Linked DNA regions of Mus musculus: regions 2, 3 and 4 are each linked to region 1. A link is a loop called in an ENCODE intact Hi-C map of the cell type or tissue named here. Cell type or tissue: heart. All regions are shown on one strand. Links, peaks and the distances in the headings refer to the core of each region. The heading gives the core; the rest is flanking DNA. Region 1 holds the start of Gm22910 (a small nucleolar RNA gene). Region 2 has its middle 26 kb from the start of Tril. Region 3 has its middle 38 kb from the start of Tril. Region 4 holds the start of Tril (TLR4 interactor with leucine-rich repeats).

Region 1 (7,998 bases), core at 1,781-6,780:
ATACTGCCTCATGTCTCCTGAACAAAGAGATGGAGATGGAGACAATCCCTATGATCTCCACTACACATATCATACCAGCCACTATGCACACAACAACAGTACATTCTTGGTAGGAAAAGTGTTTGGTACCAAGTACATGGTGGGCTCACTGAGACAAAGTCCCAGGATTTCAGCCGGGCTCAGTACCCTTCCCATTACATGGTCATGGAACCAAATCCAGCCTCCGCATCTTTCAGAATAGGCTACAGGAAAAGCAATTCGCCTTCCCTCTGCTCTCTGGGATAATGAAGTCTGCTTGACTTTATGACTTATATGGACACAATGAACAACATACCTGCTACTCAAAAAGAAAAGAAAACAAAAACCTGAATAAATCAGGTACAGCATGAGAAATTTAAAATGTAAAGTATAATCCCAGGATTTTGGCAAGTACAAACTGTGGCTTTTAAAATCTTGAGTGAAATAAACCAGACCCAGAAAGATAAGGTATGTTATGTATTTGCATATGTGCTAATATTAGTGGTTAATTCAATGCTGTCCAGGCTACAATCCATAGACCCGCAGAAGTTAGATATACAGTAAGGGCTGAGGTAGACAGATAGGTCTCTCTAGGAAAGGGCCATAGAAAAGATGGCTGTGGATGGACAGGGAGGGGGGACTGGAATGGGAGGACCAAAGAGGGAAGGGGAGGGGGCATGAAGGAGGAAATGCAGAGAGAGACAACTAAAATTAAGGAGTATTTAAACCTGATACAGTAAAAGCTTCTTAAAATAGACTTATCTATGGAGAATACCTAAATGAAATCACCAAATAATAGCAGAGACAGAGCTCCAACTGGCTGTCTCTTGTCACCAAATGAAACTTCCAGGACTAATTGAGACGTTTGCCAAAGACATCTATGGCAATTCCCAAACAACCCAGGCTGTGCTGAGACCCTAAGTTGTTCTCCACAAACCGAGACAGCAAGGCCCCCTTACTGAAGGCAACACCTACACAGCTCACTGAACGTGGAGATGTCAAGCTGGGCCTAGGCAGAACCTTTACCCCCTTGTTCTAGTGTCTCTGGTACAGGAAGGAACTCTGCCCTGTCAGAGGAGAAATGTAAGCACCAACTCAGCCACAAACCATGATCTACAGTGGTGTCCTGCCTGCAAGAAAAGCTTGTGCAATAGTGGCATAAGGCTTATGGGAGTAACCAACCAAGATCTGATTTGACTTAGACACCGTTCATGAGATGGAACCCATACCCAACACTGTTTGAGTGACCAAGAACCTAGGGTAAAACCAAATACTATTGTTCTAAAACCAAAACCAAACAAAAATAAAAGCAAGGCAGCAATAAAAAAATGGCATTCTAGCATACTCATTGATCAGTGACCTGCTCAGCCAGCAACAGGGAAGTCTCCTCCTGAAACAAATGAAGACAAATATAAAAACTGAACAGCCAGACACTTGTGAGAAGAGTGAGAAACCTTGTAACACTGAGCCTACATGGCATGTCTTCACCAGCCCTTCCCTCCTCAGGAAAACATGCAGAAGAGGAAGAAGAAAGTCAGAGTCACTTACATGCAGGAGGGAAAGAACACCAAGAAAACAAAATCAACATGATCGTCAGCTATATGAAGTCACAGAGACTGAGGCAGCCTGAGAGTGGTCACGGTTTTAAACAACTGGTAGACTGAATGTAAAAAAAAAAAATCGCAGATCCTGCATGGTCTGCCCCAGGAGTCCTGGAGCTGAAGGAAGAAGTAGACACACACCTCCACCTCTAACACAGAAGCCGCTTTAGTTGATAACCACTTGCAAATGGAAATTTAGTTTCCTCCAAGGGAATCTCACTGGGGAAACAAACTACTCCGAAGGGGAGGCAGGACGCATGCGCAGCAGGAGATGCCCACAGAGAAGGAGCTTAGTGGTATCTTTGGAGTTCCCTTGTCTCATAATGTCCTGTTGGGGCTTTTCCTTTCTTTCTTTTAAAATTATCTTAATCTTAATTTTATCTCTCAATATTTTTTGCTTATCTCTTTTTACCCTACAGATCCTCTCTCTCTCTCTCTCTCTCTCTCTCTCTCTCTCTCTGTGTGTGTGTGTGTGTGTGTGTGTGTGTGTGTGTGTGTACTATGGCTTCCATTTTAATGGTTTTATGCGCTTTCTGAGTGTGCAAACAAGTGGGTCTCTTCCTTTTCTTGGGTTCTTTCCCTTTAGTTTGTTTTTATCTAATTCCAATATTTGAGGGTTTTTTTTTTGTTTTGTTTTGTCATAGTGTATTTTATCTTATATCAGTTCCTAATTATTCCTTTGGAGCTTGCTTATTTTCTAATAAGAGACAGAAAGGGGTAGATCCAGATGGGAGGGGAGGAAAAAGTGGGAGGACAAAGAAGTGTGGACAAAGGGTTTATTGTAGGTCACACTCTGACACACTACAGCTTCCACAATGAGATTTTGTCAGGGGTGGGGGGAGGCTGCAAGGGTGGAGGGCGGGTAGGAGGAGGGCACAGGGAGGGTGGGAGGGATTGGGGTGCATGATGTGAAATTCATAAAGAACCACTAAAACATTAAAAAAGGAAAATAGATGTTTGTCTGACAAAAATCCTGTAGTTTGGATCTGTATAACTGCACCAGAGCTTTTCTGCACAGTTCATTGATGGAGTCCATGTTGGAATGCATCTATTCAAAGCCCTGAGTCTGGTGCTGAGAGGTATCTGAGCTGGCCAGCGCCCAGGTCTTCTGCTTTCACACCCTTAGGGTCAGCTCACTAGCCACACCCCACCCCCAGCAACCAGGACCAGCTCTATCCTGCTGCCCAGATGAGATACAGAGTCCCTTCTCCTGAGTGTGGCAGGTGGTGAGACACATGGCCAGTTTTCCTACTCTCATGACCCCAGGGCAGCACTCCCATCTGCCATAGACTGCAAGGGACAAAGGTGTTAGGGGAGGGTGTCTCTCCCTCACCTGTACCTCATCACCCAGCAGACAAGAGGCAGGACTGGTTCTCCAGAGCTCATATCCTCAGGGCCAGCTGACTCTGCCCCCACCCCCATCACCTCCACCCTCTCCATCAGAATCAGCTCTACTGTGCTGCCCAGGTCAACAGGTGAGGAGCAGGGACAGCTCTCCTGCTTTCATGACCTTGTTGGGGCCAACTTTCCCACCTACCACAGGTGACAAGGGCAAAAGGGATGGGAGGGGATCTCTCCCTCAACACCAGTGTACAGCAGATAGGAGGCAGAGCTGGCTCTCCCACACTCACACCCTCAGGACAGCTTACCCACAATCCCCATATCCAGAGCCATTTTTACCATGCTGTCCAGTCATGGTGCAGGGTCTGCTCTCCTGAGTGCTACAGCAGGAGAGGGGAAGGGCCAGCTCTCCAGCTCTGATGACCCCAGGGTCAGGTCTCCTACCTTCCACAGGTGGTGAGGGGTCAAGGGGAAGACAGGGTCAGCTCCAATGCTTGTATCCTTGGGGCAATTCACCTGCAACTCCAGAAATGTACAGGGCTTGTGGCAGCTCAGATCAGAGACGTTTGCCTGGCCTTCGGTGACAACAGACCCCTGCTGCTGCAAGTACAAGATGTGGCCTCCAGTAGCAGCACAAGCCAAGGTCCCAGGTGGTATTATTGGCTACTTGAATCAGGCTGTTCCTAATTACCCTCGAGTCTCCAGGTCTGCCCCTCTTGCTGCGACCACGTTCTTCTGTTTCCCTTTATGTCCCATTTCTCTACTACTTACTTGCTCTTCTTAGTGTGCCTGGGGTGGCCTGAGTGTCTGCGGCTGTCTCAGGAGAGGTCTCAGAAGTGTCCTGCCCTGCTCATGTGTTATGGTGCTGGGCAGGGATCATCTTGGGTATGGTCTGCCTACCCTGCAGGCCTGTGAGGCACTGGACTGGTGGTCATCTTAGGCTAGCTTTCTGTCCAGGCCCCGTGGCTCTTGTCTGGAGGTCATCTTGGGCTTGCTCCTTCCCTGGCCCACCCCAAGGTATGGAGGATTGTCTCTCTTGGGTTTATTCTCACCAAAGGCCTATGGTCTCAGGAAGGTTTCTAGTCTCCAGCTTACACTCCATCCTGGGAACCTGTCTGGGCCTTGATGACCATCTCAGGTTCCCTGTTCAGGCCCCCAGGCACCAGACTGAGGGTCATCTAAGGCTTTCTTTTTTTTTTTTTTTTTTTTTTCAGGGAATCTTAGGCTACTAAACATTCATCTATTCACAAATCAGAACACTCAACATAGATGTAGCCTCTCTCCTCTCTGCCACCTACTGATGTACATGTGACATAGCAGCCACACCTGCAAAGCTTCTAGGAACAGGTCTATTTTCAAATAAAGGGGAAAAAAATAATTCTCCAGTGAGCCAAATCATACCTGAGTGATGCGTGCTCAAAACCTAAGTATGCTGTAGAATTTCAAAGACGCGTGTGCCAAAGAGAAATGAGCCCCGATGTGGCCGTTTAGTCAGAAGAACGCTGGTGAATGTATATTCCCAAACACCTTAGCTCAAATTTTACTTCTAACAATGACATAAAGTTAGGTTGCCCCTTATTTATTGCAGGAAGCAGCGACTTTAAAACGACTCATCTAATGTGCCCTACAGGCTGTTTACTGAATGTGTGCAACGCAACCAAGCTTACAAACTCCAAAAAAAAAAAAGAGAGAGAGAGAAGGTAGATTGATTTCTCTCTGTGCATCAGAGTCCCAGCTTACAGAGAGTTAGCGACAGACCATTCTTCTCCAAGGAAGGTTTCTGTCTCTGAGAATTGCAAGGTAACTTCTATGAGGAGACTTCCTGTGTTTAAAATCCCCTCTGGAGACTCTTATACCTACATCCTCTCTTTGGGATGAACTGCTCAGCTGTTTTTTTGTTTTTTGTTTTTTTCCGTAATATTCATCAACATCATCAGAGGCTGTTACAGTTTGAATCTGAAGTGTCTTCACAGGCTCATGTTGTGAACAATCATTTACCAGGTGGTTAAACCGATTCTGGAGGCTGTGGAACCCAGGATGTCGGGGGCTCAGCTCTGAGGACCCAGGAGTGAACTCTGAAGGAACCCATCCCAGCTTTAGCTCTGCTTCCTGGCCCACTACTATATGAACAGCCTCTCTACACACTCCTGCTGCCAGGGGCTGAGCCCTGCTGTGCTTTTCCTGCTGAGATGGGCTGAAACCTCCAGCCAAAGTTAGTCTACCTTTCCTTAGTTGCTTCTGGCTGCCAAGAACAATAATAAAGTACCTAGGACAGATGTATCATGAGGTAAACCCTCTTAGTATTTACAGAACCAGATGATGTTATGAGTCTATCAATTTATTGCACTTTCTGCCCTGGAAGGGATTAGATATTCCATTAGTGCCTCAGACCCCATTTTTTTTCATCCCATAAATCAACACACATGATTTTCACTTAAGTGTGCTCATGATCCCTAACTGTCATTCAAAAGGTCACTTGTTTCAGGGAAACTTTTATTGACTAAAAAGTACCTTGAAAATATAAAAATGATAAATTTTAAATTTACATGATATATTTAGTTTTTTTTAAACAATATTATTTTGTGATTGAGACTCCTGTTTCAGGAAAGTATCTTATGAATTATAAGGTTCCCATCCTCTGTCATAGATGAAGCGATTGATCATATCAAAAGATCTCATTGGCTGGTCATAGGGCAAAATGTGTCCTCCACCTCGGACGATTACCTTGGAGAACAAAGACAAAAGAACACAGGGAAATAAATATTTTCAATACATGGAAAGTATAAACTCAGATGAAACTCTATTTTAAATATGTGACATTCAGAATAGTGTTGCTACAGCTCAGTGGTAGAGCCCTTACCTAGCTGGTAGAGACCTTGAGTTCTGTCCCCAGACAGAAAACAGAAATAGATACAGACCATTCCCTTCCCGAAGCCTTGGAGTCGTATGCTCTTCTAGTGATAAATTACCTTAGAGTCCAGAAAGTTTTTCAGTTCCAGTCCTTAGCTTTTATACCAATTTGCATCTTTTTCCAAATGATTTCTCTTTCCCACTTCACTGCTCCTGAGTGTAGCTGAGAGTGAGTGCTTCCCTCTTAAACTTTACCTGGCTGGAGCTTGAGGTAGGAAGGTTTTCCCATCTAGGTCAGGTGGCGCCTGATCAGAGCATACTCTGTCTTTTAATTAGCCAGCTAAGTCTCACCACTCACAAATCAAGGATGCAAGTCACTCAGCAGCTCCCAGAGGTGAGCGACCAAATGTGGTAGGCTTGTGATTACATATGTAAATGTGACAAGATTAATCTCAAGGCCCCACAGATGGAAATAGCCTCATCCTCAGAAATGATGTATTTTGGGAGCCTCTAAGCTCATGTGTTCCAGATGTTCTGCGGGGTCATAGTGTGCCATGAATTTTAAAAGGGTTATGCAAGCACTTAAACCATCACTCTAAGGTAGTTTTTAGTAAGCTATTTCAATCCTCCCTGGACCTACAGATGTGGACCTAGCAGAAGAGGCTTCTCAGGTGGGGCTTTTTTCAGCATCCAGCACACAAGAGGAAGTCACAACTGGCTTGTGATGCAGACATGTCAGGGCAGACTTCTCAGGAATCTCTGGGGGAAAAGATTCCTGGACTGACAATGGTGAGTAGGCACAGGCGCAGGGATGCAGGAATTCAGGGATACAAGAATGCAGGGATGCAAAGGTGCAGGAGTGCAGAGATGCAGGATGCAGGGGTGCAGGGATGTAGGATACAGGGGTACAAGGGTGCAGAGGATGAAGTGGTACAGGGATGCAGGGGTGCAGGGATGCAGGGGTACAGGGGTGCAGGGGTACAGGGATGCACTGCCAATAGAGGAATTTGTTCCCTAATGTGCAGGAAACAACAGGCATGCACTTCTATATGCAGCCCCACTCATCAAGGAATGGGATAAGATAGAGAAGAGCTGAACTGGCAAACAACCACACGATACAGGCCTGCTGGGATGTGCTGCGATGAACAAATTAGATGTTTTGGGATTTATTTTTAGCTCCAGTAAAATATAGTTAACATGAAATTACATCTTTAATCACTAAGGTATAAGATCCAGTCACATTTAGTGCATCCTCTATCACTAGTAGGTAATTGTGGATTATTTTCATTGTCCCAAAGCAAACAGCAGTTGATCCTTTGGCTGCCTAGTCCTCATCCCTGTAGTCGCTGACACCTACTAGCTAGACTTTCCGATGTAAACTTAAGTCCTTTTACTACCTTCATTACACACCCTGTCAATGAAATCTTGGCTTCTAGCTATCAGATGGTAACTACTGGTCAAACTAAAATAAATATACACTCAGAAAAAGTCACATTGAAAAGCTAAAGTAACTGAAGACAAGCATCAGAAACAAGCCACGGATCGTCAGCAGACACCTCTAACTATGAGTGACGCAAGAACTGTTCAAGATAACTAGTGCACCGATCAAGGCAGGGTTGCTTCAGCAACATACAGCAGGAGCCAGCCGAGGGGTTTCCCATCATACACTTGCAGATTAGCAATGACTATTGAACAGGAGGTGAAATGTGACTTCTAGGTGCCTCAGTGGATCCAAATGTAGCTAACACAGTATTACGTGTTCCTAGAGGAATCTAGACGGAGCTTTAGTATGAGTTGTGTCCATTATGGGTATAAGAGAAAGGACCTTATGGTCTGAGGGGTATGAGGAAGAGCAAAACCCAAAGAAAACCTCCAAAGAAAAGAAAGTGCAGGCTTGGCACTGGGAAATGGTAAACTTCCCATTAAATCCATGAGTGTCTGCAGAAGGAGGAAGAGCCAGAGACGGGAAAGCCTCAGAAATCCAGCTGTCAGCTCCACTGAAATCCGCTCACCACTGAGCTGAATAAAGTTATGACACCTTCCTCTGACCTTCATAGGTGACATGCGCACACAAGGTTCATGAACATGCAGGCAAACTTATCCTATAATACATTTGATACATACAATGGATACATATATTCATATACACATACAACAAAAATAAATTCTAATAAAACTGAAACTGAGG
Region 2 (7,998 bases), core at 1,225-6,224, 78 kb before region 1:
TCCAGCAGACCCCGAAAAGTCTGATTATTTCCTTTTCCCCAGTGTACAGTTACCCTTGTAAAAGGCCGTAGGTCCCTCTGGGGAAGAACTGGAGAAAGGGTAACAGCAAAACCTTTGAGTGTCTTATCAAGATCCTTCCTCAGAGGAACCTGGCCACCCCTTCATTCAAGGGGTTCCGGATCTGCAAACTGTCTCAAGTCTGGAAATTGATTCACTGGCCGAGATTGCTGTTTACCACGATCTAATGTAGCCTTTCTTTCATTTGTTTGAGAATTTTTCTGCTTATACAGATCAAACAAATATGCAGTAGGCTTCCTATGTATTTCATTCCTGGAAACACCATGATTGATTAGCCAGTACCAAAGGTCCAAGCGAGTCATGCCATTATAAATTTCACCTCTCCTGTGCTGACCATTACTGGGTATGTTATTATAAACATTCTTTTGTCTACGCTGTCCATTATAATAACTAGGATCACCTTGTCTCCGGCGATTCAATGCTGCCACCTGGCCCTTGTTACCTCGGGATCCAACTAAACCCAGTGAATTTAATTCATCTAATTGAGCAGAAGCATCTCCAATGCTAAGATCTGGCACAAGGAAAAGGGAAAGAACAAAACCCTTCAAATGTGCTGGTGCCCCTCTCACCAATTTGCGTCTTATAGAGCTGGTGAAAGGCATATCTTCTGGACCTTCCCATTGTGGACAATTATGCTTTACACAATATATCCACTCTAGCATTGCAATTTCCCTAAGTCTTAAAATCCCTTCATCAACACTAAGCCACGGAATATCAGGCATCTCCAAGTCATTTCCAGTAGGCCATCTTTTGATAAACACCTCAGCCAACCATTCAAACAAACTTTTGACACCTTTTTTAACTATGCGAGCTTCCGTATTAAACCTAGAATCTCTACTCAGAGGACCCATGTCAATAAACTCAGCCTGCTCTAGTTTTATGTTCCTTCCACCCTTATCCCACACCCTTAAAATCCATTCCCACACATATTCACCAGGTTTCTGCTTGAATGAATTAGCAAACTCATTAAGCTCCTTAGTAGTGTAGCGAATTTCCTCATGGACTATACTTTCTACCTCCCCTCTAGGAGCCTGTTTTGCTTTGAGTCTGGTTACAGGTCTAGAAGAAACTATTGGTGGGCTGTGAGCAGACTCTGCAAAATTAATTTCCTCATGTGGGGAAGGCATTATTTCAAGAGGTGGGGCTGAGGGTACTACTTCCTCAGGTGGGGCAAACCCTTGAGAATCTGAGGATTCAAAATTCTCAGCTTCAACATGGTCTTCCCACACATCCCCGTCCCATGTTGTAGGATCCCATTCTTTGCCAATTAGAGCCCTTACTTTAACTGTCGACACACTCTGAGGCTGAGACTTGAATTTTCTCTGTAGTTCAGCCAACCTTACAATGAGAGTTTCTGTTTGATTTTCTGCAACTTGAGCTCTATTGCTACAAGAGAGAAGATTCTCCTCAAGGACACACTTAGCAACTTTTAGATCGTTTACTTGTGTCTGGAGCCTTTCGATTTTATCACACAACTCCTTCCTTTCATTCATCATTTTTTCCACAGATACTAAGAGCAGCCAGCCAGTAAAATCATTTTTCGATTTTTTCCCCATCTTGTAGAAAGCTTTGTGCACTGAATCACCTAATTCATTAAGAAAATCAAGGGCATTAGCTTCTTTAAGTTCGGAATATAGTTTCAACCATGGGTCTTCAAAATTCTCTGAGCTCCCAGGAGGGAGAGAATCTGGAGAGGTTTCAATATTTGAAAGTGCTGGTGGATCAACAAGCCAATTCCAGTATTTTAAAAGATTCATCCTTGTACTTCTGTTACTCTAGAACCACTCCTGGTACCAACTTCTGTATTAGTCAGGGTTCTCTAGAGTCACAGAACTTATGGATAATTTCTAAATAGTAAAGGAATTTATTGATGACTTACAGTCGGCAGCCCAATTCCCAACAATGGTTCAGTCGCAGCTGTGAATGGAAGTCCAAGGATCTAGCAGTTACTCAGTCTCACGCAGCAAGCAGGCGAAGGAGCAAGAGCAAGAGCTAGACTCCCTTCTTCCAATGTCCTTATATTGTCTCCAGCAAAAGGTGTAGCCCAGATTAAAGGTGTGTTCCACCACACCTTTAATCCCAGATGAAAGGCATAGCCCAGATTAAAGGTGTGTTCCTTAACTCGGAGATTCAATCTTCTGGAATCCATAGCCACTATGGCTCAAGATCTTCAAACCAAGATCCAGATAAGGATCTCCAAGCCTCCAGATAAGGGTCACTGGTGAGCCTTCCAATTCCGGATTGTAGTTCATTCCAAATATTGTCAAGTTGACAACCAGGAATAGCCACTACAGTACACATAAGGTTTTTAGGAAACAGATTCAATAATCTGTTGTGTAACTCTTCCACGGCCTTCTCCCTCTCTCAGCACAGAGTAGCTCCCTGGGTCATGAGGTCTGCTTGTGTCTCCAGAGTTTATAATATGGTTTAGACCCTCAAGATGGCTCAAGCCAGTGTCCCCCTGAGGGAGACTTTGAACCATAAGGCGGGGCTGACCCTTCACCATGTCTTATCATGTGTGTTTGTAGACATTGCTTTTACACTGGAGAAGAATCTATTACCAGACTTGGGGAGTTCAGACTCGTGTTAGTCTTGGACCTCAGAGTCAGAGCAATTAAAACTCAGAAGTGAAAATAAATAAGAATAAATATATCTAAACACACGGAACCATGAGCCAGTATCTCACTGTAAGTTTTAGCCCTTTCCATTTCTGAAGTACCTAATGGCTGTAAAGGGCAGTCTGGAAACTACTCGGGCAGAGAGAAGGAGCGATTTGTGACAGCATTAATGGAGTGTTTGGTTTTGAGAAACAGAGGAAGAAGAGCTGTTTATCCCTTGAAGTCTGTGGTCTGGAGAAACCTAGTCCAAGCACATGCGTACAGGAGTGACTTGAGCAGGTTCAGGGCAGCTGTTCTACAGCTAAGGCCCTCACCCCTTCACCCATCCAACTCCTGCACCAAGCCTTTACTTCTTGTCCCGCTTTGGAGGAGCTGCTCGACAGACCTGCTTCTATAGCTCAGTTACTTGAATTGCTCTCATCTAGAATTAAACTTTTAAATTATTTTAATTAGTTGCTAAAATAAATTCAGGTTCACATGCCTTAAGTGAAATTTTGCTTCTGAGAAATAGGAGACACTTGGTGGGGGAAAAGGTCTCTACTAAGAACTCACTGTGTGTCTTGAATGGTTGGTTGATACTTTTATTCAGCGATATATATATCACTGAATATACATATATATCACTGAATATACATACATATACATATATATATCACTGAATATACATATATATCACTAAATATACATAATACATATATATCACTGAATATACATATATATACATATATATCACTGAATATACATATATACGTATATATATCACTGAATATATATGTTATTGATATATATATATTTATATAAAAATTTGGCTCACATTGAAGGTGTGAAGCATGGTTTTAAAAGTTATTCTAGAAGAAAAGAGTTAACAGGTCAGACCACACTTTTTTAGCCTCTGTCCTCCTCTAAGGCTGTCCTTAAAGTCGGGAAGCACCTTCATAGAGGCAGGGGGAGAGGATGGAATAGGGGGTTTCTGAAGGGGAGACCTGGAAAGGGGAAAACATTTGAAATGTAAATAAAGAAAATACACACACACACACACACACCCGCATAAAAAAAGAGCCTACAGCATCACCCAATGACAGTAGCCCAGCTCTGGGCTTTTCCAGAAGTTAAGTGGGCTTGCTCAGGCTCTTCGGGTGACAAACACAAGCATTTGTATCACTATTCCTGAACCCCTCCCTCTGGGGTTCACAAGATGGTGGTGTGAGGAGGGCATAGGAGGCATTGGCCAAAGAGCTTTGTAGCAAAGCCATCCAGCAAAGCGTTATTAGGGCATCACTACTAGCACATCATGGGTATTGCATCTGTGTGAGCAATGCTGTCGATAGGCAGATCACTCTAGCCAAAGGATGCTTTCTGTGTAAAAAAGGGATAGCTTTGAGTTTCCTTTACAGAGGCGGTGAGAAGAAGGAGCCGTAGGGCTCAGGAAGGAAATGGCAAGGCTTCAGGGATTTTTTTTTTTTTTTTTTTTTTTTTTTGCACAGCCTAGGAACCAGCTCAGCAGGCTCCCCGTGGCCGCCTCTTCCATTCTTAAAAAGCACCTACACCGTCTCCCTTGTACCGAGGCCGAGTGGCCGCTGCGGGGCAGCATGGTGCAAACCATGAAGCCGATTCCCACAGGGAAAGAGTTGGCATTGGGCATGCAGGCAGGTAAAACGCAATCAGGGATTCTCGGCATAATTTCCAAGTGTGCTTTCCACAGCCACGCTCCACCATATCAAAAATTAATCAAGCGATAAGGCGCCAAGGACGCGAACCGCCTTTTTCTTCTCTCACTTTTAGGTCTCAAGATGTAGAAGCTTGAAGACTTCAGAGACCACAAGAACTGATCCATATCAGAACCGGTGAATTTCTTAAAACTCTCCTTGCTCAGAAGCCCAAAGTAAAAACCAAAAGTAGTGGGTCTCAAGCAAGGAATTTTACCCCTAAGGATAAGCAGTGTATAGAGAAACCTTTTGGACGTGCCAGGTAAGGGAGAGGGGTGTAGACATTAGCATCTGGGGGACAGAACCCAGTGGGGGACTCAGCATCCTGCAATGTGCAGAGCAGTGTCCCTAGCAAGGCCAAGTCGTCCATCAAAGACACCAGTAGGGAAGTGGCAGGAAACACCGAGGACCTTTGGTCCCACGAGGCCTCGGTAGCACACCTTCTGTTCTAACCCGCCGAGCTCCTGTGCGTTCTGCAGCTCATTCCCAAGCAGACTTGCTCTGGGGGCACGCGGGAGCCTCTGCTTCCTTGGCAATCACACTAAAGTGGCTCTAAAAGGCGGGGCAGCAAGAATTAGAATCTTTAGAGACTGAATGGGAAGATGTACAATCATCTAAGTGGCGCGTTCTCCCTCCTTTTCTTTGATGAAGCACAGCTCTCTCACAGCTCAGTCACATCGGTGATGGAGTGCAGCTTCCTTGGGCCCCGACAGGTCCGTGGTGGGATGCACCCTTCTAGAGCGTGTGCTTCTTGGCCAGTTTTTCCGTTTCCAGTTCTGCAGTCTCACTGGGGTTCGGATCCTTATTTTCTTCACTTCATTAAATCACACAGGCCTGGATATACACAGAATTTGCAGATGAGAAACCAGAGACTTGGTTAGAGAGAGCCAGAGCTCAGAGGTAAGAGAGCTAGAATTGAAGTCCTGTCCATTCCAGTCAAGAGCATGGGACTCTGGAGTCCCCCATTCCCTACCGGGCCACCAGATGAAGTGCAAAAGAAATGCTAGTCATGTGCAGTGACTGGGCTTCTCCCAGAGTCACAGCCTTGTAGTTCACCGGTTGGCCACATGGGTTAATCAGCCTCCAAACCTACATAGCTCAGGAGGAGAAAAGGCTGCTGAGCTCTGGGTAGTTGAACAAAGGCTGTCTCCTGCGTGAAAGGCCCACGATCTGGAAAGTGTTCATTCCAGGAAACTAGATGTTTTAGCAGTCCCAATCTGACGTTGGAGTCTTAGAGAGCTGCTAGTCTTCAGTCTACATTGGAATTCCAAAAGAGTAGGTTCTAAACCATTGAAGAATTGCTTCAGCAACACGATAGGTGGATTTGCCATTGAGGACGAGGGCAAGCAGGCAATAAAGCAAAACCTTCCCTCTTCCATGTCCTTTTCTGTAGACTGGCACCGGAAGGTGTGGCCCAGACTTAGAGTGGCGCGACATCAAATGGTTTACTCAACAAAATCTCTCTCTGAGATGCCCAGCTGGTAGGGCTTTAGTTGATTCCACATGTGGCCAAGTTGACAACTGAGATTAGCCATCACAGGCATTTTGAAGGAAAATGATGTCCAGCATATATCTTTAAAGGAACGTGATGAGGAATAAAAAGTAAATATTTCTAATTACCATATGTTAATCTGATGGCGACATGAGAGAGCCCCGCTGTTCCTGCTACTGTGTCTGCCTGGTGGTGATTTCGGTCTCTGTGTTCTTGCTACTATAGGATTTCTAGACTATTATGTGTACTTGACATTTTTGTAATGGAGAACTGTAGGACACAAACCCCTGTGATTTTTTTCCCAGGATGCATTTCTTTTGCCTGCGAAACTCATAACCATCTCAAAATCTCAGTGAAATGTCTCTCCTCCATCAGCCACTTAGGGAAATTAGCAAATCAGGTGTCATTGTGTTTAATGTAAGACATTCCGAGAAAGGCAAATTAAAATGAGGTTTGTATTTCGAAGGCTAGGCATCAGGAAGCTGGAGTCTGGAGAAGTGGAACACCCCCCCCCCAGTGTTTCCTGGAGTTTGGTGGGGCTCTCAGCAAGGGATTTTCAACTGCAAACAAGAAGGGAACTCCCTGGAGGGAGGCGGGATTATCCTGACACTAATCTGGTCCCAGCCACTAATTGGTTACATGTCTTCTGGCATTCCTCAAATAACTAAAGCACTCTGTAGGGAAGACCACATGGCTCCATCTGGCTCCCAGGTTGTTCCTGACTCAAAGGGAGCCAGTAGGGTTAAGGTTAGGGTTAGGGTTAGGGTTAGGGTTAGGGTTAGGGTTAGGGCTAGGGCTAGGGCTAGGGTTAGGGTTAAGCACAGTGCATACAATGCCTGGCTGATGGAAGGTGCAGCAGAGCTATCAAGCTTCCGTGGATTCCACAAGGGTGAGGAAGAGTTTGGCATGCATCACAAGAGTAGAGATGTGTAGAAGGAAGGAATATGGACAGTGGGTTAGCTGTGCTGGGTTAGCCAGGTCTCCATGGATGCAAGGCAGCTGGAGCACATGGACCAGGAAGGGTGTGGTGGGGGCTAGAGCTGATGTCCTGAAGGGAGAGCATTTAGGACTTTGAGCTCTGTGTTAGTTCATTTGTGCCTCTATAAACAAAATACCTGTGACTGAGTGATTTATAAATAATAGAAATGTATTCCTAGCACCCTGGAGACTGGAAGCCTATGAACAGGAGCAGACATCAGACAGGCTAAATGACAGGTGAAGGCTGTGCCTGGGTCTCTGCCTCACGGACTGGTACCTCACAGGCTGTCCTCATATGACAGAAATGCTTTTCTGCAACGTTTTCCAAGATGCCACTAAATGCATCCTGAAGGCTGTGCCCAAAGACTCAATCTGCCTAGAAGTGGAAGGGCAATACGCACTCCAATGTCCAGGTAAAAGGCCCACAGTGTGAAGTCTGAGCTGCCACTCACTGGTACCACACCTCAATCTTACCACAGATGCAGTATCTCTCCCCAGCCCTCCCGACCTTCGTGCACTAAGCATTGCTTCTCCATCTGGTGCCAGCATCAGGGCCCTACTCTACGAGGAAGGCCCTTGCACCACCAGCTGTCAATCATTTTTTAATAGGAATGTCCTTTGAAAAAGACCTACACAGCAGTGAAAGTTTCCGAGTGGGGAGGCATACCACTGTGGCCACTTTGCCGTTTATATCTGTCCGGCTCCTGTAGGCTAGTTTGGTTTGGGATACAAATGATAGCTGTTATCCTAAACCCACCTGCTTGCTATGGTTGTCCCCCAACACCTCACTCTGGGTTTAATGGCAGAGGATTAGGTCCTGGTGCATCTAAGTGACAACTGACAATTTACTAACCAGAGACTGCATGAGAAGCCAGGTGTGTAGGCGGGTGGAACGGCTAAGTGCTTCTTGATGTGGCATCTGCCACTCACTCTCTGCATCAAAATGCACCTGGCCACTGGGAAGGTGAGCAGAAATCCTACCCCTGGCTAGATCGATCTAGTCCTGCAGAAATCTGAAGTGTCTCCTAGGCACCGGGAGAGGAGGGTGGGAGGGATGATGGGAGAAGCCCCTCCCAAGGAACAGCTCCTCCTCCTCACCTGCAGGGCACCTGAGCCACACTCCACT
Region 3 (7,998 bases), core at 1,841-6,840, 89 kb before region 1:
CTCAACGGGCAAAGACTGAGAAAATAACAACATTGGGACGAAGGAAGAAACGCCAGGATGCCCTTGACAAAGGAGATGATGTGACCCAGTTGGGGTCTCACATCGGACCTTAGCTGTGATAAAGACCATATCCAAAGCAATTATAGGAGGGTTATCTCATCCCATAGCTCCCAGGTTAACTTCCTCACTGAGGAACTGAAACAGAAGCCATGAAGGAACTAGTTTGCAACTCCTGGCTTGCTCCTCTTGCTTTCTTTTACATCCCAGGACCACCTGCCCAGGAGTGGCACCACACACACACACACACACACACACACACACACACACACACACACACAAATATAGGGACTGGATCCTTCCACATCAATTATCAGTTAAGAAAATGCGTCCCAGACACTTGCCTCCAGGCCAATGTGATGGGGGTGATTTCTCTATTTCAGCTCCTCTCTTAACTGACTCTAAGTTTATGCCAAGTTGACAAAAGCAACCAGCACACTTGGGGTCTTTGCTAGTCAAAGACAGATTAGAATATACAAGGACCAAGTGGAGGGGGTCAGACGGTGTTGCCGCTTGTAGTGATACCACTGTGGCAAATGTGTATAATGGAGCCAGCCTGCCCAGGGGCCGCTCTAAGAGAACAAAATCTGAATTCCCATTGTCTGTGTGGGGAAGGGACAGAGCTGTATTATTAAACACAAGGGAGGCAGGGAAGAGGCCAGGGGACCCAGTCGTTGGAACTCAGCCTAAAAGAGAAGTGGAGATTGGGGTGGGGTTGGAGCAGAGGTGGGGGTCACTGCAGGGCAGTAACACGGATGAGGCTTATTGGCTGTTAGGAGCCGGCTGCTGAGACCTTCATTTGCTAGCACCCGTTCCTTTCCATCTGTCTTGCTCTTCCAGGGCAGAATGAGCATCTCATGTTAACCAGATCAGCCAACCATGGTCCCTGTCCCCTTCTTCTCAATAGACTAGTAGAGATTGTCCTTCTTAGCAACCAATCCACTCGTGCCTTTTGGAACTTTGCGACTCCTGTAGTTCGCTGTTTCTTCTCTGTTTCACTATTGGTAAAAACTCCAAAGCAAATCTCTGATTCACCCTTGTCAAGTTGAGTTTTTATTAGAGCCTGTGTGAACTTGTCATGTTTGGTTTGTGCTTCAACCTGTTCTGACCTGGCCTTATCGCTCTCAGCCATTTTCACTTCATGCAATTTCTTGTACTACTTGGAGCTTTATGTATTTTGACACAAAGGACTGTTGTTAATAAATGGTATCTGAGTGGCTTTTAATAAATGTGCTCTATAAAACATGGCTTGCCTTCCAGTATCAGCTTTGTAATTCACAGAAGGGCTTCCATCGACAACATCAACAATTGTAGAAATAACAAAATGGGAGCCTGGGGCCCCCGAGTTCTCGTTCTGGCAGTTGCTCAGCTTCCAGGAGGCAGCAGGCTACTGAGGTCTGTGTTCAAGCAAGCACCTCCAGGTCCCTAATTCAGGGAACTGTAAATTCTACCGAAACTTTTAAAAATGTGCACTTTAGATGACCACGGGGCTGTAATGTTGAAAGTGATTTAAAGTCCTAAATCACAGAATACATTGTAGCATCTCCTAACCTGTTTATCACACACACACACACACACACACACACACACACACACACACACACACACACACCGGGGCATAGTCCTTTAAGATGGGCACATGTTTGTCTTCCTTTTGCATTTTTATTTTGCTTAACTACAAAGGAAAAGCAAATTTATGCTGGAAAATGAATGGATGATAAATTCAAAAGAAAAGGTGTCAGTTCTCCTGACATCTTCATCTCGGTGATATTACCGGTTTGGCATCTAGTCTTCTGGAACTTCCTACGTGCATGCAAACACGAACAGCTGTGTGCACAAGAGTCTACTAAGCACACCACAAAGCGGGGCTTTCTGTTTTAAATGAACCATATGAGTATGCCCCAGTTATTTGCCCCATTACCCATCCAGCCCACATTTTCCATGTTTGTTCCCATCGTCATAAGAGCAGAGAGCAGCCTGGGGCTTTGGGCTCCCGGCTCAGTACAGTACTGCCAATTTGGTGTGCCTGAGTCCCACAGTCCAAAGTGACTCCTGATATACCAGGTGAGTGAATAAGAATTCACTCACACCTTCATGGACAGCGGTGGACTAATGAAGGCAAGAATGATTTAACTTTACTGGTAGCTTCGGGTCTCAACAAGGCTATTATGTGCACTTGACAACTCTCAGAGACCCAGAAAGGGCTTGTATTTTTTTTTTCCTTACCACATTAAATTTGGGTTAAATATGTAAATACACACAATGGCCACCAGAGGGCGACAACCTCTCAGCATGATTGAGTAGAAGTCCTCTAGCCCTGTTGACAACGGCTTGATTCCTGCCTTGAATGTGTGCATTGACTGGTATTTTAAATAAGTAAATAAATCCAACATAAATGTCAAAAGAGACATGAAGGTAAATGCCTTAAATGGTTTTCTAAACAAAGAGTTGTAGAAACCACAGTATAGTCAGATGACAGATAAGAGATAGGTAGGCAGATTTATCAATTGACTGACTCAGGGTCAGGGCCTTGCATGTAGCCCAGAATGGCCTTCAATTCACAATGTCTCTACTCCCTCAAGCACGAACCAAGATTACAGGCTTGTACCACCATGACTTGTTGTTAGTTTTGTGGTTATTCACAGCCCATTTCTTTCTAAAATATAAATTAAAAGACAGAGCCCCACTCTTTGCTGGGATGGTCTCCCAGGCCTTGCTCTGAAAGCCCATTCCACCACAGTGCCTCTGCTCAGAATTGCTTTCTTGCTTCCAGCATAGGCAGACAACCTAAGTCTAGCTTTTAATTTTATCTCTTATTTTTTGAGAATTTCAAGTGTATGATGCAGCAGATGACGTCACCACACACTTTGGCTATAAGGACATAGAGAAATCAATCTCACACTAACTGGAGAACTTCCTCCTTGCTGGCTCGTTTTCACAAGTGCCTGTGGTCTGTGCAGGCTCCTGGTGGGAAAAAATAAAGATCTTCTCAGCGCTAGACCTCGCATCCTTCCATGCTGAGCTGCCAGGCAATATCTGCCCACTTCTGCCATAGTGGCATGGCTGTTTTCGGGTAATAAGCCACTTTGATGAGTTTTGAACTCTGTTCTGTTGGAGGAAATGTCATGCCAGGTACTAGAACCTGGTCAAAAGCCCCTGGCCTGGGAGAGCATATGCTATTTTTACTAAATGATTATGCTGTTAAATTGTATAATTCTGAATATTTCTTTACATCTATAGACCAGGACTTCTCTCAAGCTTGCTTAATGAAGCTTCCCTTGGCCGTGGGCAACAGTCAGTGGCGTGATGCGGAACTTGACAAAGTGACTGACTGCTGGGCCCTAAACAGGACATCTCTATTAACCACACCAACTGCACCAATTGCACTGGGAAGGCTCCGGGCAACACTGTGGGAAGGGAGACAAGGAGAACAGAAGAGCCAGAAGCTCTGGAGAGGACAGGTTTCAAAGAATTAGGTCTTCTTATCTATTGCCAACAGTGAGGCAGACTATCAGTGTTTAAGTTTTTGGCCACTCACAGAAGTTCTAGCTTGCGCATGTCAGGTATGAATGGGTACTTCCAAAGGTGCCCTTAAACCCAGTGGGGGGAGTCCATTGCATTTCATTCAACTAGGATCATCTCCACATATTTTGTAGATGAATATATTTAAAAAACACTTTTTATCTAAGCATAGAGTAGACTTTCTGATGATTATTTGTGAATCCTGCACCATTAAAAATTCAAAGAAAAAGGGAGGCAGGCGTGGTAGTAAAAAGATCTCTAAAATCCTAGCATTCGAAAGGCTGCGGCAAGACAATTTTGAGTCCAAGGAAACATAGTGAGACTCTATATGAAAAAACAAAGGGCTAAGATACCATTCAGAGGTGGTGTGTTCCCTGGCTTCCCTGGGGCCTGATTCTGACCACTGATAGGCAAATTGATAATCCAAAGGCCAGAGAACAGTGACGCGCAATATGCCGTAAATCCACAAGGTGGCGATATTTTATCGCACTTAGAGAAACGCTTCCCTTTGGCTTCCTTTGCCTTTAAATGTATGAGGGCCCCCAAACCTGTGGTTTTCCCAGTATTAACCTAGTTTGAATGTAATAAGCCAAAAGAGTTGAATATTTAGGATTAGTGTCTATACCTGGCAACGCCAAAGTGCAAGCCTATAGAGTAGGAAGGAGCTACTGCCAAGAGGCGGGCTTTTGAGACGCCACACTTAAAGTATCCCTAACATTGAGACTCTTGAAGCCTTTCTCGGCAATGTTAGGCACCCTTGGACGTACAGTGTCTCTACCTCTGTTAGTATATCTACCCAGGACCCAGTGAAGCAGGTGAGGACGGGTTTCCTTAGCATTCCGATGCACGGAGCCATGTGTGTCCACCCACACCTCACCAAGGCTTGTGAGAAAGTCTCACGACTGTTTGTACCTTACCCAGCCATGCTGCAAGTCTGGCCTTTGAGCTCTCCCACACAGTAGAATGATAAGGTTTTCATTCATCCTCCAGTGACCAGAGCAGACAACGTCTAAGGGGAGGACCACAAGGAAGTCTGCTATCACCGTCACCACCATGCAATCCCTAAGGCACCCTACTTCCATCACAGGATAGTAAGGCAGTTTATTACTTGTGCCCTTCAGCCACAGAGCTGAAGTCTACAGCATAGTCTCCGACGATACAGAAACTGCAGAAAGCAAACTCCCATGCCCTCACTTGTTATTCCTAGGGAAGGCGATGGATAATATAATTACATTGTGATGGATTGAATCTGACAGACAGCAGAAAAGGCAAGCCAGAGAACATGAACTAGGGAATGGGTTTTTCAATGATATTCCATGTCTCTTACAGTCAGGGTTGGAAGGGGGTAGGGCAAGTGTGAAGACACACACAACTTGCATTACAAACTTTATCCGTTTCTCTTTGAGGCAAAGAAAGGTTCATTGTGTGCTGGCTTGGTGTGAGGCATCTCACCACCAGTTTTATTTTATACACCTGATCTCTTTTCATTACCCTTGCTGTTTGGATGAAAACATTGAATACAGTGTTCCAGAGATGAAGTACTTCAGGTTCATACAACTGTCCATCCTGAGCTTCAAGTTCATACTCAGCAGTTGTATGGCCCTGGTTAAAACCAGATCTAGCCAAGGCCACACACGCTGCTGTGCTCACCCTCTAGGGTGTGTTCTGTGATGATGGTCAGTCCCCGGCTGGCGGTACCCTGAGTAGGTACCGCCTGAGACAAGAAGCAGAATCCCAAGCAGCAAGTGAAGCTATAACTTCTAGACTCTCCCTCAGCACAAGCCTGTGGGTTGGAGAAAGGACCATGGACTCCTGGCCAGGAAAGGAAGCCAGAGTTCCATCGGAAAGGATTCCCGGGGCTAGAGAGACAGGTTCCATGGTTAAGATCGTCGGCTGCTCTTGCAGAGAACCTGGGTTCAATGCCAACACCCACATAATGGCTCGCCACCATCTGTAACTTCAGATCCAGGGGAATCTGGCCTGCAGGGCCCCCACATGCTTGTGGTATATAAACACACATCCAGGCAAAACACTCAGACACATGAAATATATTTTTTAAGGCAAGGAATTCTAATTAGATAGTTTTGGTAAAAACCCTAAAGAGATCTTCAGGAGAGACAAGATCCAAACCTCCAAGGGCCCAGGAGCTTTTTGGGGTCTACTTTTTTTTTCTTTTTCTTTTTTTGATTTTTGTTTTTTGAGACAGGGTTTCTCTGTGTAGCCCTGGCTGTCCTGGAACTCACTTTGTAGACCAGGCTGGCCTCGAACTCAGAAATCCACCTGCCTCTGCCTCCCAAGTGCTGGGATTAAAGGCCTGTGCCACCATATCCAGCTTTGGGGTCCACTTTTCATTTTAAATTAATATTCATATATTGATGATGTAATGAATGAATAATACATGTGCATTTGTAAGTGAGCTCTTTAAGTCATTTGAGCTTCGGACTTCTCAGACTGAGTCTGTCTCACCAGTGTCTTTACCTCCTGTTTAATATTTTGCCCTCGGTGTTGAGAAGGCTGTAAAAGATCCCTCATCAATCTTGAAGCTGCCACGTTAGGCACCTGGTACCCGCCTGAAGCATCGTGTTCCTGCGAGAGGAGTGGGAGCAAAGGAAGCAAGGGGGGGGGGGGGAGAGGCAGGAGAACATGGTTACACGGAGGCTTGGCAACTGGTCCACTCTGCGAAGGGAGACAGGGGACTCACATGAGGCCCTCTTAGGAGGGCAAATTGTGAGCTGGGGCACATAGCTCAGCAGTTCTGGGTTTGATCTAGAATGTGTGTGTGTGTGTGTGTGTGTGTGTGTGTGTGTCTGTGTGTGTGTGTGCATGTGTGCGCGCATGTGTGTGTGTGTATCTGTGTATATGTATGTGTGTCTGTGTATGTGTCTGTGCCTGTGTGTGTGTCTGTGTGTGTGTCTGTGTCTGTGTGTGTGTGTGTACGTATGTGTCTGTGTGTGTGTGCATGTGTGTTTATCTGTGTATGTATGTGTGTGTCTGTATGAGTGTGTCTGTGTATCTGTGTGTGTGTGTGTGTGTGTGTGTGTGGTGTGTGGGGGTGATGTGTGTGGTGTGTGTGTGTAGCCAGGACACCTTCTACTCTTCTAATGGTTCTAGCACACTGTAAACAGCTCTACAAGATCACTTAATAAGACAGCAAAGATTCCCCCATTGCCATGGAAATTGAGAGGCTAAAGATGAGGTCTAGATATTATTTCTGTGGCGGGGTTCCTGTTTGTTTGTTTGTTTGTTTGTTTGTTTGTTTGAACAGTCTGTTAACACAACCATCAGACTATGTGAACCAGAGATGACAATCATCATCTTTGGCTCCTCTTGTTCCTCCAGTGAGGGGATGCTGAAGTTCTGGAGAAAGAAAGAAAAATAAGGGCCAGTGGGTATCAAGTACCAGGGGGATACTTTGTACAGTAAGGAAACATATTACCTTAAGATAGCCAGAAGAGGGGTTGGGGCAATAACTCCATCAGAAAACTGCTTGCTTTGAAAGTTCAGGGGCCTGAGTTAGATCCCCAGGTCTCATAAAAATGCAGGATGCAGGATGCAGGGTTACACACGATCATTCCAACCCTGAAGATGTGGACCCAGGAGCCTGCTGGACAGCCAAACGAATATAATTGTTGAACTCAAGGCCAGAGGTGTACTTGTTTTAAAGAAAGTAGACAGACATGCCCTCTAGCCTACATACACGGTCTCTCACATATGCGTGTGCGCACACACAGACACACATACACACACAGAGAGAGAGAGAGAGAGAGAGAGAGAGAGAGAGAGAGAATGCTTTCACCACCAAGAAATAACAAACATTTGAGGAAACGAGTAAATTTGGCCCAGTTTGACCATCATCACGATGCACAAGATGTATCTATGGATTCAAATATCATGATTTACTCATAAGTACATGTATTAGTCAGGGTTCTCTAGAGTCACAGAACTTATGGATAATTTCTAAATAGTAAAGGAATTTATTGATGACTTACAGTCGGCAGCCCAATTCCCAACAATGGTTCAGTCGCAGCTGTGAATGGAAGTCCAAGGATCTAGCAGTTACTCAGTCTCACGCAGCAAGCAGGCGAAGGAGCAAGAGCAAGAGCTAGACTCCCTTCTTCCAATGTCCTTATATTGTCTCCAGCAAAAGGTGTAGCCCAGATTAAAGGTGTGTTCCACCACACCTTTAATCCCAGATGAAAGGCATAGCCCAGATTAAAGGTGTGTTCCTTAACTCGGAGATTCAATCTTCTGGAATCCATAGCCACTATGGCTCAAGATCTTCAAACCAAGATCCAGATAAGGATCTCCAAGCCTCCAGATAAGGGTCACTGGTGAGCCTTCCAATTCCGGATTGTAGTTCATTCCAAATATTGTCAAGTTGACAACCAGGAATAGCCACTACAATCCACCCCTTGTCAA
Region 4 (7,998 bases), core at 1,941-6,940, 54 kb before region 1:
ATTAGTCTCTTACAATTACTTCAATAATTAATCCACCAGTGCTTAAATGGAATGCCCACATAGCTCATTTTCCTTATGTAACATGAAATGAGTATTATTTGCCCCACCATTTAAGGATTCAATGGCCTCAAATCCCTCAGAAGAAAAGCATGCATGCGTGAAAACACACATGTGGTGGTTGGTAGATGCTTGGCCCAGGGAGTAGCTCTACCAGGAGGTGTGGCCTTGGCAGAGTAGGTGTGTCACCGTGGGTGTGGCCTTTAAGACCCTCATCCTAGCTGCCTGGAAGTGAGTCTTCTCCTAGCAGCCTTCAGATGAAGATGTAGAAATCGAAGCTCTGCCTGTATCACACCTGCCTGGACACTGCCATGCTCACACCTGGATGATAATGGACTGAACCTCTAAACCTGTAAACCAGCTCCAATTATATGACCTTATAAGAGTTACCTTGGTCGTGATATCTGTTCACAGCAGTAAGACCTTAACTAACACAACATACCTAAGCAAACATAGAGGAAAAGGATCGGGGTAGGCTGTGGAGGAAGGGACAGGAAAGGGAGCCACTGTAGAATCAAGCTGCCTCTGTACACTAAGTTTTAATCTAAATTATGCCAGGAATTTCATGAGCACAAAAGATTTCTTGACTGTTAAACTCACTCCCCCCCCCTTTTTTTAAATTATGAGAAAGTGCTTCAATTACTGTCATTCTACACCAAATTGTGGAAGAGTCTCAAGTGACTGGAACAAGGGAGCCAGGGCAGGGATTGCTATAATCCCATTATCTGATTTCCTGATTGTATTTCAGCAGAAATGCCTAGGCCCTGGACTTCTAGAAAGCACCACACAACTTGTTGTTTCTTGCAGGAGAATCCAGCTACTAATGATGTACTTAATAACTACTGAACACATGTTGGTATAGCTGCTGTTGCTGCTGCTATAGCTAGGTTTCACAGAGCCATTGTGCAGTCAGCTCTCAGGATGCTCATCTTAACTGATGCAGAAGTGGAAGAACAAAGAGATGGAAGAACAAAGAAATGGAAGAACAAAGGGATAGAAGAACATTAGAGAATATAAAACAAAGAACAGTGGTGACCTTCTGATGGCCATGAGACTTCTTCATGTCTTTGTTATGGATTTTCTTACTATAGTTCTCTTGGGTTGGTGAAGGTCTTGATCCTGGGTCATGGGCTGAAGTTTTAAATAAGACTTTGCTAATCAAATGCTTTATTTTCGTTTAAAAACTCTTAAAAGAGAAGGGGGGGTGCTGGAAGATGGCTCACCAGTTGAAAGCACTGACTGTTCTTCCAGAGGTCCTGAGTTCAATTCCCAGCAACCACATAGTGGCTCACAACCATCTGTAATGGGATTGGGGTGCCCTCTTCTGATGTGTCTGAAGACAAACAGTGAATATATATATATATATATATATATATATATATATATATGCCTCTTTAACATAGTAGTCACCCAGTCGTGTTGGCCTTTGGTGAAAATCAGGTGTGTGACAAATGAGCACAATTGCCTTGACCACATCCTACCATCCTGCTTGTCACCTGGCAGTACTGAGACATCCTCTGCCTGGCAGAAGCAGTCACCTATTGTGTGAGGTTCACACTACAGACCAGACTTAACTGTGGTTTTGGAACTGAATTTGGCAACTCATATAGAGCTTATTCATATTCTTCAGGAATTATAACACTTTTCAAGCTCCGTAAATGGGGGTTGGGAGCCCCTGTAATCTGTGTTCATGAAACTCAGAGGGCATAGCTGTTAGGGAACTCACTCTTGCTGAGCTGAGACCATGCCACCTTGCTGTCGTCACTGGGGACCTTTTCACTCTGGGATCCCACTTGATTTTAGAGTGGAGTTCATTATCTCCTTACATATAAACTCACACAATCATTTCTTTACAGTAAAGCCCACACTCTCCATGAAAAGGAAAATAATAAGAACCCCACACACATCACGCTTATGTTTCATGTACATAGTGAACATGGCTGTTGAAAGGCTCATCCTGTCATTTTAAACATGCATCAAAACATTTGGAAGCTCCAACAAGACATCTCTATCAGTATGTGGGTTTATTGACATAATTGAATGTAACAATGTATAACATTTATCCATTTCTCACTGAAAAGACTTTTCAGTGAGACTGTTTTTTTTAAGTCCAGGCATTAAAGGGTTTTGGTGACAGTCTACAGTTGGGCAAGGCAGATGGTAAACAGAATCAGTGGTCTTTTCCATACTTTCAACGGGTCTCAGTTTTACACTGTGTAAATGAAACAGCTAAGAGAGGCAACTGTGCTGTGCATGAAAAATTGCGAGTTCTACAGGAGGTGCCAGATAGCCTGTGGGTTGAAACTAAGAGCGAACAGCCCCAGCTCCCATGCACCATGCACTGTGGATGTAAAACAAGGCCTGGCAGCAAACACGGAATGACAGTCTTATTTCCTGTGGTTTATTAAGTTTCGTCCCTGCAGATAAGACTGCCAGAAAAGCAGCTGTGGCTTAAGTGGTCTGGACATTTTACTCATGCTGGACATAAACAAAGACCGGCTCATTTAGACCCCCAGGTCTTCAGCTGCTGAGACAAGGCAGCATGGCTCACGTAGGCCAAACATAAAGAGTGATCGTGGTGAAGGGCCCTGGACTGTGATGGGTTCCCTGAGTCATTGGGACCCTCAGGGGCCTGAGGCCTGGAACAGAAGAGTCACTGTTAGCCATAGAACTGGCTGACCTGCACTGCACAGTCCCCCACTGCCAATAAATCCATAACCACGGTGACTATACCACAGTGTACATCCTCTTAGCACGTGTATGTGGACCACACACGAATTATTAATGTGAACCCAGCCACTATATTTAATCATAAACGTGGACTTCATAAATATCAAGGGAGAAAAGTATCCCAAATAGCTAAAAACACAACTAAACAAATACAAGAGGCTAATCCTAAATTAAAAATAAAACATAAAAAGAAAAGAAATACTGCATCTACTACTAAAAGATAAGGTTTAATAACACAGTAAGATACTGGCTATTGGAATAATTAATTTGTAAAATATATAATTATTTCACAGTGACAGTTGAATGCACATGTTCTTCTGGGTTTAGTAGAAACACATATTCGCTACTGTGGGTTTTTTGTTTTTTTGTTTGTTTGTTTGTTTTCACATTTGTTCCCTACAGTTTTCTTCTCCTGTTCTATTTCTTATAAAGAGCGACAGTGATGTGGTCAGAGATTACAGACAATTCACCCATTGCTTTGTTTGTTTGGGACAAACTCAGAGCCCCACAAGCAAGCTCCACCACTGAGCTCACTGCCCCCTGCCCCAAGCCTGACAATTACCTTACGCTTAATGCCTAACCGTGCAACTCAGAAATGGGTGCTGTCAAGAAGGGGATGGGGGACACTGCTGAACTGTCGTAAGATGTAGGTCACATTCACACCCGTCTAGGCATGCTATCAGAAATGTGGTAAGCGAACTGGAAGGCTGCAGTGCCCTAGGGAGTCACTGGTTACACACACACACACACACACACACACACACACATATCGCATTCTTTTTTCTTTTTAAAAGATCAAATCTGGCATTCGATTTTTTCCCATGTATAGATTTAAAAAAAAAAATAAGGTAAAACCACAGGCGCAAGCCTGGTGGAGAAGTATTAAATGCTGCCTTCTCCTGAGGATATTATCAGTTACCCAAAGGTCAGCAAAAGGTCATTTCCCTAACTGATAAAACGATAGAGAGGAGGTCCAGTCCTATCAAAAGAGTCTGAGTTTATTGGTCAGCTTGTTAAATCCTCTTCATATTGTTGACACAGGTAGCTTTTCCTTAAGGCTTCCTAGATGCTCTCCCAGACAACAGAAGAAAGGGTTCCCGGGAGAGAGTGGTACCTGTTTGTTTACCCTGCCGGTCTTGGCAGAACCCACCAGATCAGTGGGGTCAGTTGCTGATGGGGATCACTGTGATGGTGGCAAGTCCCCCTTTTCTTAACTAGAAACAGAACTCAGTTTGCCATAGAGCAAAGGAGTGTGTATACACACCAGAGCGTTCTGGTCATGCTGGGAGCGTAAAGCACCCTTTCTAGCCCAAGGTCAGCAGGCTACTGTGCTGAAAGTCACAGGAGCCATGAGCTAAGTGTGTCAAGGTTTCCCACTTTTACGCCATTATTCATTTGTCCCCACTCTTGGGTTAGACCACCAAGAACCATCCATTTGCTTTGTGATTACCAGGACGTGATGGATGGCATCTAGATTCACTTTCACATCTAGATTTCACTTGGCAAATGCACAAAAGGGAGAAAGAACAAGTCTAATAAAACTAGTTCTTCCTCTGAGAAGGCATGGGACCACGGAGAGTGGCTCCTTAAGGCCTGTGAGATCCCAAGGCATTGCCTAGTCAGCGAATCTTTGCAAGAGGTGATCCTCCCGCCTCAAGCTGCCACTGGTACCACCGCCGGTGCTGTCCATGAAGCGGTCGCAGGGGAACTCAATGAGGTCGGCCTCGCTGAGCGCGCACACGGTGGTGCGGGGACGGTGCGACTGGAAGCCTGAGAAGTCCGCGGACACACCAGTGCCCATGGAGCGCAGTGGCCGTCGGGTGGAGTACATGTGGCGAACGTGGACCGGGGCCCCTCCCTTCCGCCTGGCACGCAGCTTCCTCCGCAGCCATCGCGATCCCCAGGCTGCCAGTGCCAGGAGCACCAGAAGCGCGTTGACAGCCAGCAAGACCAAGGTCAGGAGCTGGTAGTCGACGCCACCTCGACCTCCTGCCTCTGGCAGGGTTACTAACCCTGCGCAGTGGTCTCGGGGGGCCACGGGGCAAACGCGACCCCCGAGCACACCCTCCACGCATACTAGGTAGGGGGTGTCTCCGCGCAGCTCGTGCAGCGTGGCCGAGTCGCTGCGCTCCGGCAGGTAGACGAAGCGCTGGAACTTGGGCTGCTGGCCAAAGCGGTCGAAAAGCAGGCGGAAGCGTGCGCCGCCCTGCGGCCGGGGACTGCGGTGTTCGCGAACCGCCCAGCGCACCGAGGCGCTGTTGGCGCTCACCGCCTCTACTGTCAGGTTGCACAGAATGAATTTGTTGAAGTCACAGGGGTCAGACACCAGAGGTGGCAAACCAACCCCACTAACGGACTGGACTGCGCTCTCTTGCTGCTCGGACGCTAGGCGCTGCTTTGCTGCGCGCTGCCAGCTGTCTCTGGCAGATGGTGTCCCAGAGGCGGGCTCAGACGTCGGGGTGGGCTCCGTCTGGGAGAGATTGGCTCGGGTGTGACGTCCTCTCCCCGGCTTCTCGTGCAGGTCCAAGGACTGTGGGGCAGAGCCCGGAGCCGCAGCAGAGGGGCCCTGATGGGGACCTGGTCCCCGCCGGCTCAACCTTAATGCGCTGCGGTTGCCCACCAGTTCCTTGGCAGCCCCACCCCAGGCCACTCCTGGTAGAAGTCTTCCCCGCTGCTGGGGCTGCGGCTGCGGCTGCAGTGGTAGCTCCTGCGAGAGGCCTGCAGGGGGCGTCATCCCCTCTTCTGACGATGTGGGTAGCGGCCACTGCCTACTGCCTGCTGTAGGGGAAGGTGAGGGATCCACGCAAGACCCATTCTGCAGCAGTTGGTCATCCAGGTAATCCAGGTACTTGCCCCGCAGGGCCGGGGGGTGGCGACACTGCACGAAGACCGTAAGGAGGCGACCCTGAGAATGCCAGTTGCCCATCCAGCGTTTCAGACCCCGCAACCGGCAGTCGCAGGTCCAACCATTGCCGTCTAGATCCAGCCGGTAGAGAGCCGGACTGGCGGCAAAGATGTCCCCAGAAAGGGCGCTGAGCGCGTTGTCGCGCAGGCTGAGCTCACGGAGCCGGCCCTGGTGGCCAAAGGTGGCAGGGTGCAGAGCAGAAAGCTCATTGCCACTCAGGTCTAGTGCCTCCAAGCTGTGCAGAGGCTCCAGCAGTGTCAGGGGGAGCTGGTTCAGCCGGTTACCTTCCAGGCGCAGCTCACGTAGGGCCTCCAGTCCCCAAAAGGCCTCTGGGGCGAGGTGCGTGAGCTGGTTTCCACTGAGGGAGAGCAGGCCTAGGCGTGGCAGGTGCTGGAAGACGCGGGGGCCGAGGTGCTGTAGGCTGTTGGCTGAGAGGATGAGAGTAGAGAGGGAGCGCAGAGGGACAAAGGTGGCCGCGTGGCGCAGAGAGGGTTGCAGCTCGTTGGCCGAGAGATTGAGGAATCGAAGCTTACCCAGCTGGCTGAAGGCGTTCTTGCCCAAAAAACGGATCCGGTTAGATTCCAGGTGTAGGTAGAGCAGGTTGCCCAGGGGAGCGAAGACCGCGTCCGGCAGCGCTCCCAGCACGTTCCCGTCCAGCCGTAGCTTGACCAAACTCTCCAGGCCCTCGAAGGACCCGCGACTCAGGCGTCCAATCTCGTTGCCGTTGGCGTAAAGGATGCGCAACTTGCGCAGCGGAGCCAACGTGCCAGGAACGAGCGCCTGCAAGAGGTTGTTCCCCAGGTACAGCTCCTCTAGTCGTGAGAGCTTCTCGAAGGTCTTGGGGTGGAGAGAACGGATCTGGTTGTACTGCAGATCCAGCCGTCTGAGCTGCCCCAGACGGTGGAAGTCGAAGGCGGTGATGTTGGTGATGAAGTTGCCGCCTAGGCTGTAGGTGAGCACGTCCTGGGGACTAGGCAGCGAGCTGGTCTTGGGTACAGCGCGAAGTCCCCTGTTGGTGCATAGGAGATGTTGGGGGTGCTGGCAGTCGCAGCGCTCCGGGCACACGGACTCGGCCCGCGGCGGGAACGCCAGGCAGCCGCACACCACGAGCCAGAAGCGCACGGCACCCACACCCTCCATCGCCGCCCGCCCAGCGCGCTGCGGCCGGATCGTCTTCTGGGCCGGCCGGCTCTGTGTCTCCTCTGCATTCCCCTCGGCCGGGCCTGAGTCGCTAAAAAGGCCTCTTTCGTACTTCGCTGGTGCTCCGTCCAGCCCTTCCTCTTTGTCCCGGTGGCTCGCCCGGGTCTCCGCAGGCCAAGTTCGCGGAGCCAAATCAGAAGGCGCTGGGCGCTCGGCGAATCTGGGGTGCTACTTGTTGCATTTCTGCAGAAAACTGTTTCTTCGGGTGAGCGTCGGGGGCGGGAGGAGCGAGCAAGAGTTGGTGCTTTTTGTTTGCTCTGGAGTCCGGAGAGCTGGATTCCCTGGCGCGGATTCTCCCCGCCAAACGGATTCCCCCGCTGCAGGCGGGATCCCTTCCAAGAGCTGCTGGGGTGCGGCTTGGCTGCAGAGTACCGGCCGCTAGGCCCACGTCTCCGGCGCCTGCCCGCTCGCGATCCGGGGGGATTGGGAGTGCAGCCGGAGTGAGCAGCCTGGGGGACGCGCAAGCAGCGTCCGGAAGGGACCCATGTCGGCGTGGAGCGAGCAAACCGGCGGAAATTCGTTCTTCCCACACTCTGCCCCCCGGGGGATGCAGGCGGAGAAAGAGGAGACGGCGGAGGCAGGACAGACCCCGGCTGGGGGAGGAGGAAACACTAAGTGGCTCCGCGTCTGGTCAGCCCTAGCCCGGACGCCAAGTGAGAAAAGTAGGGATTAAAAACAGCTGTACGGGTCGGCGCGCAGGCTGGGGGCGGGGGTGGATTACCGGGCGAGCAAACGGGGATTGCAGACAGAGACCTTTTTATTTTAGGCCGGTTCGCCGGCGGCTTCGGCGCAGAGGCAGGGCGCCTACATTTTACCTACTCTTCTCTTCCCGGTGCCACCCTGCAAGATGTTGAGACAACACGGAATTCCCTGGCATCGTGCTCCAAGTTTAGGGGAACACAAGATTTCCTGGCAAGGCCATCAGTGGACTGTTGACAGGACTGTTGCTCAGTCCTTTTAAAGTGTTTGGGTTTCTGGTGTCCTTTGCTCATGTCCAAGGAGAGGCACCGCCTCTTTTAGGTTCCTAAACCGAATTATCTGCCGGTTCTCGCTCTGGGAAAACCTCTGAAGAAAGCTCAGAAGTGGAACTGTTACAGTGACTGTGA

Evidence for each region. A loop is a pair of places that touch in the nucleus more often than their neighbours do. Peaks named below come from ENCODE experiments on the same cell type or tissue, not always from the same donor. Only the 100,000 strongest peaks of a DNase experiment are listed, where the experiment ranks them.
Region 2: a loop joins it to region 1, with 3 times the contacts of the local background. A loop is called at or near these places in 9 of 42 quality-filtered maps.
Region 3: a loop joins it to region 1, with 2.6 times the contacts of the local background. A loop is called at or near these places in 9 of 42 quality-filtered maps.
Region 4: it touches region 1 in a loop (2.8-fold over the local background); 12 of 42 quality-filtered maps call a loop at or near these places.

What each region holds. Positions count from the first base shown.
Region 1 is chr6:53,867,841-53,875,838 of GRCm38, forward strand. Cpvl (carboxypeptidase, vitellogenic-like) reads right to left here. Exons shown (of 13, transcript NM_001289713.1): 13 at 5,439-5,684. The coding sequence ends at 5,574. It overlaps Gm22910 (a small nucleolar RNA gene), which reads right to left and starts at 4,308; the gene lies at 4,177-4,308. In heart, for the core only: a CTCF peak has its summit at 4,264 (motif pointing left); no DNase peak of the experiment used is centred there; H3K27ac peaks cover 265 bases.
Region 2 is chr6:53,790,540-53,798,537 of GRCm38, forward strand. No RefSeq gene overlaps it. Among named protein-coding and RNA genes, the nearest start is that of Tril, 26 kb to the right of the region's middle. In heart, for the core only: CTCF peaks have their summits at 4,274 and 5,450; a DNase peak (open chromatin) is centred at 4,272; H3K27me3 peaks cover 854 bases.
Region 3 is chr6:53,779,025-53,787,022 of GRCm38, forward strand. No RefSeq gene overlaps it. Among named protein-coding and RNA genes, the nearest start is that of Tril, 38 kb to the right of the region's middle. In heart, for the core only: CTCF peaks have their summits at 2,328 (motif pointing right) and 4,041 (motif pointing right); no DNase peak of the experiment used is centred there; H3K27me3 peaks cover 538 bases.
Region 4 is chr6:53,813,404-53,821,401 of GRCm38, forward strand. It overlaps Tril (TLR4 interactor with leucine-rich repeats), which reads right to left and starts at 7,422. Exons shown (of 1, transcript NM_025817.4): 1 at 2,065-7,422. The coding sequence starts at 6,832. The coding sequence ends at 4,403. In heart, for the core only: CTCF peaks have their summits at 4,996 and 5,718; DNase peaks (open chromatin) are centred at 5,358, 5,558, 6,168, 6,518 and 1 weaker place; H3K4me3 peaks cover 2,875 bases; H3K27ac peaks cover 2,360 bases; H3K27me3 peaks cover 3,280 bases.